Linked DNA regions of Mus musculus: region 1 is linked to region 2. The links are chromatin loops, found by intact Hi-C in ENCODE. Cell type or tissue: left cerebral cortex. All regions are shown on one strand. Links, peaks and the distances in the headings refer to the core of each region. The heading gives the core; the rest is flanking DNA.

Evidence for each region. A loop is a pair of places that touch in the nucleus more often than their neighbours do. Peaks named below come from ENCODE experiments on the same cell type or tissue, not always from the same donor. Only the 100,000 strongest peaks of a DNase experiment are listed, where the experiment ranks them.
Region 1: a loop joins it to region 2, with 3 times the contacts of the local background. A loop is called at or near these places in 1 of 42 quality-filtered maps.

The regions. Positions count from the first base shown.
Region 1 is chr2:166,412,884-166,418,254 of GRCm38, forward strand. It overlaps Gm30796 (a long non-coding RNA gene), which reads left to right. Exons shown (of 4, transcript XR_375242.3): 4 at 2,109-2,320. Among named protein-coding and RNA genes, the nearest start is that of Gm30796, 11 kb to the left of the region's middle. In left cerebral cortex, for the core only: no CTCF peak of the experiment used is centred there; DNase peaks (open chromatin) are centred at 2,762, 3,531 and 4,948; H3K27ac peaks cover 363 bases.
Region 2 is chr2:166,152,800-166,158,170 of GRCm38, forward strand. It overlaps Sulf2 (sulfatase 2), which reads right to left and starts at 2,884. Exons shown (of 21, transcript NM_028072.5): 1 at 2,704-2,884. In left cerebral cortex, for the core only: a CTCF peak has its summit at 2,906; DNase peaks (open chromatin) are centred at 845, 1,402, 1,575, 1,588 and 3 more places; H3K4me3 peaks cover 2,982 bases; H3K27ac peaks cover 2,805 bases.

The DNA of each region.
Region 1 (5,371 bases), core at 149-5,148, 260 kb after region 2:
CAGAGATGTGGCTTCTGGAGGGGATGTGGTGACCTGCAGGACCTCACAGTGGAGCCCTCAGTGTGAAGAATCTGCCACAGACACATGTTCATCTCCCACCACCCCCACCCCCGCTACTTCTTCCCCAGGGACGCCCTCATGGGTGGAGGGCATTGGAACCAGAGAGCGGGGACACCCTCATGGGTGGAGGGCATTGGAAGATGAAGCTCTTCCGCTCTCACCTAGTCATTAATACAAGCGTGGATCACGGTGGCTACTTGGCTACTGTCAGTCAGCTATTGAAAGCAGGGAGGCGAGAGAGACAGAGCTGATGTTGGAGCCACTTTGTAAGGACAGACAATTGTATTAGTTCTGCTGTGACAAAATTCCTAAGCAAGGCAACTTAAAGGAGGAATGCTGACTTAGGCAAGACCACATCAAGAATGCTAGTGTCTCAGACCCATGGGTCAGGGGAATGTGTAGGCCTTCTGGTCTGAGAACAGATCTCTACAGAGCAACTGACCAATAGCTAAAAACAGTCTGTGGAGAAAATACTTACTGCAGATCCCTCATCCGAGGTGACCACAGCCTTAGACAGCTCCCCTACAGCGATGGCCCCACTGAGATGAACTCACCCACCTCCTCATTAGCACCGCGTATGATAAACCCACTGAGCTTCCTGACCACTGCCAGTGCGGCTTCACCAGGGCATACAGCCCGCCAACCCCAGCGTCTGTTACTTGTGGCCGTCATTTCTTCATTCCCTGTTGCTCCTGTCAGGTCAGTCCCAGAGCTGTGCAGGTCTCAGCATTTTGGTCCATGGTCAGTTGACTCCATTGATTAGGTCTATGGCAAGACAGAGCACTGCAGTGGGAAGCAGGTGATGGGGGAACAGTGACTCCCCTTCCAGAGAGCAGGAAGTGAACGGGGGAATAAAGAGCCAGGGTTCCAACATCCCTTTCTCCAATGGGGTCTCACCAGCTAAAGGCCCCACTACCTTGCACCTGCATCATCAGCGTCTGCGGACATCTGAGAGCCAACTCACTGGAAAGACACTCATGCCTGGGAATGGGTAGGCCTGTTTAAAGCAGCCACTCTGCCCTACAATGGGTCAACTGGATATTATTCACTACTGTGGGCTGAATTCAGAATCCCACCTTCAAATGGACCACAATCTCTATGGTTTTATTGTGTGTGTGTTTACACTTTTTATTGACACATGTTAATCACACACTGTAAGCTTCATTATGATGTCAGTTTTGGGATCTATGTTGATCTGTTCCTTGTCCCCTGCCCCCCATCTCTTGCCGTTGCCCCCCCCCCCCCCCGCGCCTTGCAGATTCCCTTCCAGTATCTCTCCAGTCCCCTTTCACCTTCATATCGTTTTTTTATGGTGTTCTTTTTAAAAAGATTTATTTATTATTATATGTAAGTACACTGTAGCTGTCTTCAGACGCACCAGAGGAGGGTATCAGACCTCATTATGGATGGTTGTGAGCCACCATGTGGTTGCTGGGATTTGAACTCAGAACCTTCAGAAGAGCAGTCAGTGTTCTTAACCACTGAGCCATTTCTCCAGTCCCCATATCTTTTTTTTTTTTTTTTTTTTTTTTTTTTTTTTTATTGAGTCAGTAGATTTAATCATGGTTGCTTACAGGGACATGGTGAGGGGTGTTTTACACAGAAACCATGCAAGTATCTCAGCCACTAAAGACAACGTCTCTCTCTCCCCGACAGTGACCATGAACTTCATACAACCGTATGCGCATTTGTTGCAGTGATAACTTATTAATAAAAAAGAGTTCCAAGGGTGAAAATACCGCACGCCCCTGTCAAAATCTATTAGAGGAGTTTGAGTTTAAAGCAAGAATCGGATGGGGTGAAATTCCAGCACAGTTAGAGCTGAGAACTTTCTTTGATCGAGAGAGAGAGAGAGAGAGAGAGAGAGAGAGAGAGAGAGAAACCCTGTCTCGAAAAACCAAAAAAAAATGCTTGAGCTGATTTATTTATTTATTTGTCAGCTTGATATAAACTTGGGTCATCTGGGAAGAGGGAACCTTAACTGAGAAAATGCCTCCGTAAGATTATTCTGTAGACAAGTCCTTGAACCTTTTTTTTTTCCTCCGTAGATGATTGGTGGAAGAGGGTTCCGCCCACTGTGGGCGGTACTACACTTGGATTGGTGGACAGGGGCGCTGTTTGCAAAGAAGCTGAGCCAGTCAGTAAGCAGCATGCCTCCGTGGCCCCTGCTTGAGTTCCTGCCTCCAGGTTCCAGCTTTGAGTCCCTGTCCTGACTTCCCTTAGGGATGGACGACAATCTGTAAACTGAACACACTCTTTCCAAGTCGCCTGTGGTCATGGTAGGGGAGGAAAAGGTTGCTGGGTGGTCAGCATAGCTCATCTAGAAAGGGAGAGAAGCTTGCTGTGGGGGGATGAGTTGGATCCCCAGAACCAGGGAAAAGCTTGGTTCAGAGGCAGACCGTTGGAAAATTAGCCATCCGTAGGAAGATCCCAAGGCCCACTGGCCTAGCCTAATTTTCAAGCTTCAAGCAGGTGAGAGATTCTGTCTCAAGGTTGGTGAGCCTGAGGAACAGCACCTAAAGTTGACCTTTGACCTTCATGTGCACGCACACCTATACACACACCTGCACACAGAGAAAACGGAGAGGGACTGGAGGGGGCGGGGCTTAGCCAGAGCTGCACATGCCATTAGGATTGTGAGAGGAAGCCTGCCAGGACATAACAGAAATTTGCAAAGCCCCGAGAATCTCATTTTTCAACCGGCAATCACAATATAAAGCAGTGACTCCGTGTTGATTCGCTCCTGCTGTTCTGCAGGCGTTGTGCTCAGTAGCACTTAACCGTGTCTAGATGCATGTCTACACGAGTCTCGGTCCACCGCTGCACACAGCAGAGACTCTCATCATCAACTCCAGCTGTGGATGGAAACGCTCCTTGAATATCCCGTCCAAGTCACTTACAGGCTGCCAGAGCGGGGGACTCTGAAACCGCAGTTCTCTCTGACCCTTTGGCTGTCTGCCCCATATGTGTGTGTGTGTGTGTGTGTGTGTGTGTGTGTGTGTGTGTGTGTGTGTCTGTTTTGTTTGGTGGGCTGATGCTTGACGGGGCCCAGTAAGGGTGAGTGTGTTCGCTTTTCATAAGGCAAATTTCTCTCAAGCCCTGCTGGGCACTGTGGGAAGCCCTTTGCCATCTTATCTGTTGGTAAACCCTCATCTGCTCTGGCTTCCCAGCAGAAACCTGACCCAGCATGCTGCCAGCCTCCATTTTGACTTGGGAGGATTGAGGCTCCCCTTCCTGCTCTCCTCTCCATATCTCTATCACAGAGCCCAGCTCCCTCTGCCAGCCCACCCTGGCCAGCAAATGAGTGCCCATTCTTACTGAGGGACCCTGGAGCTACTGTCCTTCACCCGAACTCCAGGGGACAGATTCCTGGTTTTGTTCATTGCGACCACATGGTGCAGGTCTCAGTCTCCACTCTCCTGCTCTGTCTCCAGCTCGTTACTAAGCAGAACTCTGTCTACCCAGATGGTGCTCTGGTGGGAATTTCCTAAGACAAAATGTCAGTCCCACAAGCAGGACAAAAAGGTGTTTCTGGGCTAGCTGTGACCAGCTAGTATTCTGAAGGCTGAGGCAGGAGGATGAGTTTAAGACCATCTGGACTACATAACAGCCCTTTGACACAAAAACCCAACCAAAGGAGAAGGAGGAGGAGGAGGAGGAGGAGGAGGAAGATAAAAAGAAACAAAAAATAAAAATACAAATAAAAGTGTTTCTTTTGGATGTGAGCATGTGTGTGAGTGTGTGTGTGTGTGTGTGTGTGTGTGTGCACATGTTGTGCAGGTACATATGGATGTGTGGAGGCCAGAGTGTTACACCTTGGGTGTTATCTTCACAAATACCATGCATCTCTTTGAGACAGGGTCTCTCACTAGCCTGGAGCTCACTAAATAAGCCAAGCTGGAGGGCCAGCAAGCTGTGGGGATCCCCCTGTCTCTGCCTTCCCAGCACTGAGATTATAGGCGTACAACACCACATGAGCACCACAGGGGGAAGCATGTGATGGGGCGAAGGCAACTCCCCTTCCAGAGAGCAGAAAGTGAACGGGAGAATAAAGAGCCAGGGCTCCAGCACCCCTTCCTCCAACAGGGTCTCACCAGCTAAAGGCCCCACTACCTCACACCTGCATCATCAGTGTTTGGGGACATCTGAGAACCAACTCAGGTCCTCCTGGCTGTGCAGCGATCACTTTATAGACTGAGCCATCTCCCCAGCTCCTAAAAATGTACCTCGGTGTTATATAAACATGGACGTTCTACAGGTAAAACAGTGCCTCCATTGACATGTTGGACCTGGGCCCCTTCTGCCTCGTCGGTCAGCTCTGCTCAGGACCAGACTTCTCATGAGGGCTCCAGACGTGGGCTGTGCCCAGCCTAGTGACAGGGAGCAAGTGACAGGAAGGGATGCTGTCTCCTGAGACACCTCTCAACCAGAGCACGGTACTCAGACTTACCTTGCATGAACTATAACTTACTGATGGACCCAGTAGCGTGTGTGCTGCTCGGCTGCAGGAAATCTCTGGACAGAGAAGTTACAGATATCTGAGAGGCATCCATGGGACTGGCAGTACTTTCTGCTCACGTGGCCCTGATGTTTCTTCTCCACAGTCCCACACTCTGGACCTACCTCTCACATGGCTTGGGGAACCGGGACACAGTTTCCTGTCCGTGAGCAGCCCTCCTCCCCATCCCAGAAACACCCTCTTTTACCAGTTACTAACATCAATAACCGTATTTTCCAGGGACACCTTGTCCTCCGGCTTGTCACATTTAGAATTTGTGAGAACATGCTCACAGATGGCTCTCTATTGATTTACTATCCAATTTTCATATTCTGGAGCAAAAATAACTGTTTCTGTTCAACCCGTCTGTCGGAACTGAGGTGGGCAGGAAAGGCTCATGCCCAGCAGACACGTGGGTGGGGGCTCCATGGCGCCCACAGGCATTCAGATTTAGACGACACGAGCTACACGTCCTCCGTCACTAGGTCCCCTCTGGTTATTTAACAGGGACAAGAACTACATAGATACTAGCAGGAGCTTACAGTCTCTGAGACAGAAATTCTGGCTTTTAGGAATCTACACACAGTCAGAATGCAGTCTAGACTTCCCTTGCCAGCAGGTACCCTGTACACACACAGAGCCTTCTTAACCTCAGAAGTTTCCGTGGAAGTCTCATGTGGTGCGGTGACCATGTGTGACAACCATGCTTTATCTGTAGAAGAAGTCAAGGAAACATTTCTTTGTTGTTGTAGGTTTGGTTTGGTTTTTTCGAGACAGGGTTTCTCTGTGTAGCCCGGGATGTTCTGGAACTCA
Region 2 (5,371 bases), core at 255-5,254:
CTACTAACTTAACTAGCTTTACTATTTTACTAGTCATGTTTCTTGTCCCCTGCATTTAGAAAACAAGCACCTGGTGAAAGGGCAACCCCGTGGTTCAGAGTGGACCTGGAGCGTGAGGAATGTATCACAGATTTTGTGTGGACACGTGACTATTATGTCTAAGGGCCGGGCTCAAACACTTCCTGCCTCTTATCTTTGAGGTGAAGGGGAACCTTCTTTGAACTGGTCAGAAAGGCAGGAAGGGCCTCAGGTCTTCAGAGAGGGCATAGTCTAAGAAAAGATAATGGCTGTGTGACAATCCTCCACATACCCAGGGGCCAAAAGCCGTCAAACCCAGCACCAAACCCAGACTACAGAGAGGCGCTGGATTCCCAAGTGAAAGGGCATTTGGAACATCAAGAGTGAAACTGTCTGTGGGATGGGGTCCTTGAATGAAGGCCATGTGGGACAGGGGGTCCCACGCAGGCACACAGACTGTACAAGGGTGCCTGGAGTTTCTCCCTCGGGGCCAGTCTTGAGTCAGCAAACTTTAAGCCTGAAAACCTAACATGCTATTAAGGTTTCAGAAAGTGTTGTAAATTCAAATAAAAAACCCTCAAGAGGGTTACACAAAGTCCAAAGCCACACTACCCTCAGCCCAGGGCAGGGACAGCGGGTTCATCATGCCATTGGCCAAGCTAACACTATCCTCAATAAACTGCTGATTTCAACACTGAACCACATAGAAACAGGTTGTTTTGATTTCCCTGGGGACCAGCCAGGCTGGGTGGAGAATCTTGGGGGGAGGGGTGTTTAGGGAACTCCCACCCCTTTTAATCAATGGTTGTATCTCAGTTGATCCCCTCTGGGCAAGGAGCTGGACCGGGTCACATGAACTGCAAGGTGAACAAAATCCAGGGTGTCCCCAGGGAAAGCCAACATCACCTGCTCTCTGTCACCTCCAGAGTAGCTGGGGGTGCACCGTGGGAAAGAGGCAAGGACAGATGGAAAGGGGGAAGAGGGCGGGCATCCCCACAGACAGAGCAAATATCCAGATTCAAACGAAAGCTGAATGTAATTACTTGGTTAATTAAATATTGACTTTTAACTCAAAAAGTGATTAAAACAAGCTGCAGGAGAGCCAGTCCTGGAGGGGTGGGGCCAATCAGAACTTTCAGGAAGTGGGGAGGGGGAAGGGGGAAGGCGGGGGTCACCACAGCCATGCTCTGTGCAGAGCGTCCTTCTGTGTAGGGAGACAAGGCTCTCAGGGTCCCCTCCAGGCAGAGATCACTAAGCAGACCCATGGCCCCGCGGGTGGCTCCTTCCATCTGCCCACTTGGAGCCTCCTTTCGCCACCAGCCGCCCTCGCAGGGACTAACACTACCATCCGCGCTTCCCTGGGTGACACTCCGTGCCTGGTACACTCAGAGCGCCACAAATGCTTGTCGAATGAATGAATGAATGAACTACTACTCTCTAAACGAAGTCGCAGTCCCCGCTGCAGCGTCCCCTCCGGGCTTCTGGAGCCCGCGGCGGACGCAGGTCTGCAGGGCGATGGGTTCTGACCTGGCGCGGGAGAAGTTTTACGATTTCATTTGTCCTCCGTTCTGCGAGTTCCTAGTCCCTGCTTGCTCGGGTCCTGCCCGGACAAGCCACACGTGGTCTGGCTTCTAGCTGGCCCTCTGGATCTAAACCTCAAGGGGTCAACCGGGCCATGCTCCTGCAGCCCGCGGGTCCACGCGCCCTTCCCCGGGAACCACCGGGGCGCGGGAAGTCCTCCCCTAGCCGCCCAGCCTTGCAGACGGGGTCAAATCGGTCAGCCCCACTGAGGCCGGCCGGTACCTAAACCTCCGGGTAACACCCTCCCTGAGCCGGGCAGCGGGGACCGGCTGGGCTCACCTGAACCGTGCTCGCCCTGGAATCTGTGATCCGGGCCCGGCCCCGCGCCCCACTCACCGCGCGGCCCCCGCGGCCTCACCGCGTCTCTGCCGCAGCCGGGCCGGGCCGCGGGGCGTAGGGGACTCTGCCTTGCCGCTGCTCCAGCCGCCTCCGCGGCATCCCGGCTTCTGCTTCGCCCCGCCCGCCCCGGCCTCCGCGCGCGCCAGGACCCAGGACCCAGCCGCCTCCCGCCCCGCCGGGGACCCGGCGATTCAGCCATCGCTCCTCACCTCCGCCGCCGCGGCCGCCCCGCGCCCCGGCCCGAAGTCCCGGCGGCTCCCGGCCTGCTGCCTGCCGAGCCGGTGGCCGGCCGCGCTCCCGCCGCCGAGCGCGCACCCTCGCGGGCCCGGGGCGCACTCACCCGCACCCGCTCCCGCTCGCCCTGGGCGCGGAGTTGAGGCTGATGTGCGCTGAGCAGGGAGCTGCCGGCGAGCCGGGACCGCGCGTGCGTGTGTGCGCGCGTGTGTGCCACTCGGACCGGGGGCGCATCTCTTAGTCCACCAGACACCGGCGCGAAGTCGCGAGGGCCATGGATCAGGCCCCCGGGCTGGCGCGCAGAGAATCCAGCCTCTTTCCGCTTTTTCGTCCTCCTCCCTCCCAGCAGCGAGGAGCCAAGTGTTCCCTGAGGCGTGCGACAGCCCCGGCCCGGCGCTGCCCCTCGTAATGACACGTTAATAAATGTTTTCTTTTATCCGCTTTCACAGGGGCTCGCCCTGGTTTGCAAACACCCGGCAGCCTTAGCTGAAAGCCCCGCGCTCGCCTCTAAACACACACGCACACACTTGCCATTGGAGACGCCGGCTCGGGCCGATCCCCAAGCTAGATCGCGGGAGGAACTGCCCACGCGCCTGGGACCTTCCCACGCGTCTCCGAAGCTCTCTGAGAAATTAAGTTGAGCTCAAGCGAAAGCAGAAGCGTTGCCCAGACATGGGCCGGGAATGGGAAAGAAAGGGGAGGCCGGTTCCCTTGGTAAAGGGAGAACTCTGACTCCAGGTGGTGCTGTCTGCGCGGTTTCTGCCGTCCCCGAAGCCACCAGAGGCTTGAGGGGGCCCTGGCTGCCAAGGGTGGGTGAAGAGCCTCACAGAGCCCACCAGTAGCTTCAGAAAGTACAGCTGATGTGCTAGGGGGTTATCGACCCTGCGGTGGAACGGGGCGGGCCTCGGATGGAAACGTAACCCCTGAAAGTCTTCCAAGATGTTCATCCATTTATAGATACTGAAATCAAGACAGAGCCGTTAAGTTATTGGCCCAAGGTCAGATAGTTGGATCAGGATCTGAACCCAAGAAGCTGAGCTCCGGAGTTGTATCTGACCCCCCAGGCTGCGCTTATTTTCAAGATCCTCCTTCCCCTGGTGGGATTTTTCTAGTTTTCTGATGGATAGCGTTTGTCAAATTCACGTAGTAAAAATAACAGGGCACCGATGGAGATGCACTAAAATCACGTCCTCGCTGTTTATCTAAAATTCAAGCGGGTTGTCTGGACTGCGTGGGGGGCTCTCGACTCCGCCCATACAGTCGTTGTACTAACCCTGAACTTGCTTTCCTAAGCCGGGGGCAAGCCCCACCTTTGGCTAGTGTAGAGTCCTGGCTGGATACAGGATGTTAGGCGTGAGTATTCGCTTTCATGAACCCCCCCCCCCACCCTCCACCCCACCCCCAGGCATTCCAGTCTCAGTGCTGCATGAGAAGGGGCTGGGCCCCTGCAGCGCTGTTCATTGGATGCTTGGGGCAGAGGGCTCCCATCCTTGAGATTCTGAGAACTTCATTAGAAAGCACAAACACACAAACAAACATCAAATGTACAGTGCTGGTGCACGCCTGCAATCCCAGCTCTTGGGAGGCAAAGGCAGGAAAATAAAAAATTCAAGGTCACCCTTATCTACACACAGGGTGATTAAGACCAGTTGGAGGTCCAGGAGACCCTATTAAAACAAAACAAAACAAAACAAAACAAAACAAAAGGAAAAAAATCTCAGAAAATAAACCAATAAAACAGATAGAAAAGCAGGTGTAATCAGTTTCAACATCCCAGACATTTAATTGAATAATTAAATTGATTAATTTATATATCCTTATAGGGTCAACTCAGACAGTATTCTCGTGGCCCACATCTGTGATGCCTGCACTGGGAAGGCTGAGGCAGGAGGATCACCCAAAGTCAAACTTTCTATATAGTGATACTGTCTCAGAAGCACACGAAGCAACAACAATGTATACACTTGATCTTTTTGTATCCTTCTCTTTTTCTGCAACAGGTAACTTTACATGCTATACCCATCCTGGCTTGGGGTTCTCCTCCCAGGAAGAACAGCAGGTTCTGTGGCCAAATGGAGAGCTTTGCACCTGGTCATCACATGAAGTGTACATTCATAGTTTTTGGAGAACATGTATGCTCAGAGATGACAGAGGCTTGTACACAGCCCACAGGCTGCACCTGGCTTTGAACCACATGCCTTATTTCAGCAGTGACTTTCTAGCAGGTCTGCAGTGTCCTATTGCGGTCTGGGCAGGAAGGATGCAGAATGGAATCTGTGCCCTGTTTGCTCTGAGGTTCTAGAGAATGCTCTAGAAGTTGGGGATTTACATCAGAAAACACTAGGACCACACCCTTGCACTTCAGACTTGACTCTCTGTAGATGGGTGTGCCCAACAGAAATTCCAGGAAAGAGGGCAGTTCTCAGTCTCCCAGTTGGGACTGAGCGCTGGAGGAGGGTGGTATCATGTGATTTCTCTTATGTTTCTTTGTTGTAATGGAAATGGAAAGTGGTGGCAATGCCAGCACCTGACCACTTTTCTTCTTTACAGAGGAGGAGACAGAGCTTAGGGACAAGTGTGTGTGTGTGTGTACCTGGGTGTGTGATTCAGGGAATCATTAATCAGTTAAGACAATTGACTTCCCCCTAACTCCTAGTGCACACCTAACCCTGCTGGTCTGGGCCTCAGCCTGTTGCCTGGGCTCTTTCCAGGAAGATGAAAACGGCTGGCCCCACTCAAGAACTTCTGTGTCGATCTAAAGATGTGAGGGACTTCAGGGTCAGAGTCCCCCAGCCTGGGGAGTCACTGTCTCTTCTACAGTTCATCTCTGGCCTGGGTGGGCTACACAGGGTCCCCAGGACCTGAGTTTCCAGCCCCTGCCTTCTAGACACTTGGTCCAGGCCAGCCTTTCTTCTATGACCCCTGTGCTCCTGATTAATATCCGTCTCTGCAAATAGCAGAGCTGGGTATACAACCATGGAGCCGTCTGAACTCCAGACTCTCAAGCTAACACCCCCATTGTTGGTTTAACCTTGAGAACCTTTGTCCTGACACCCCTATGCCTTGCTTTTTCTCTGTGGCAGTGCCTTGGTGGCTCACTCCGCAGGACATCGTGGGTGCTACTTACCCTATGGGGTCCTTTGCATTGTTATGCCCTTGGTTCTCTGGCAATGGCGGGAACTCCTGTGGGTCTTTCTGC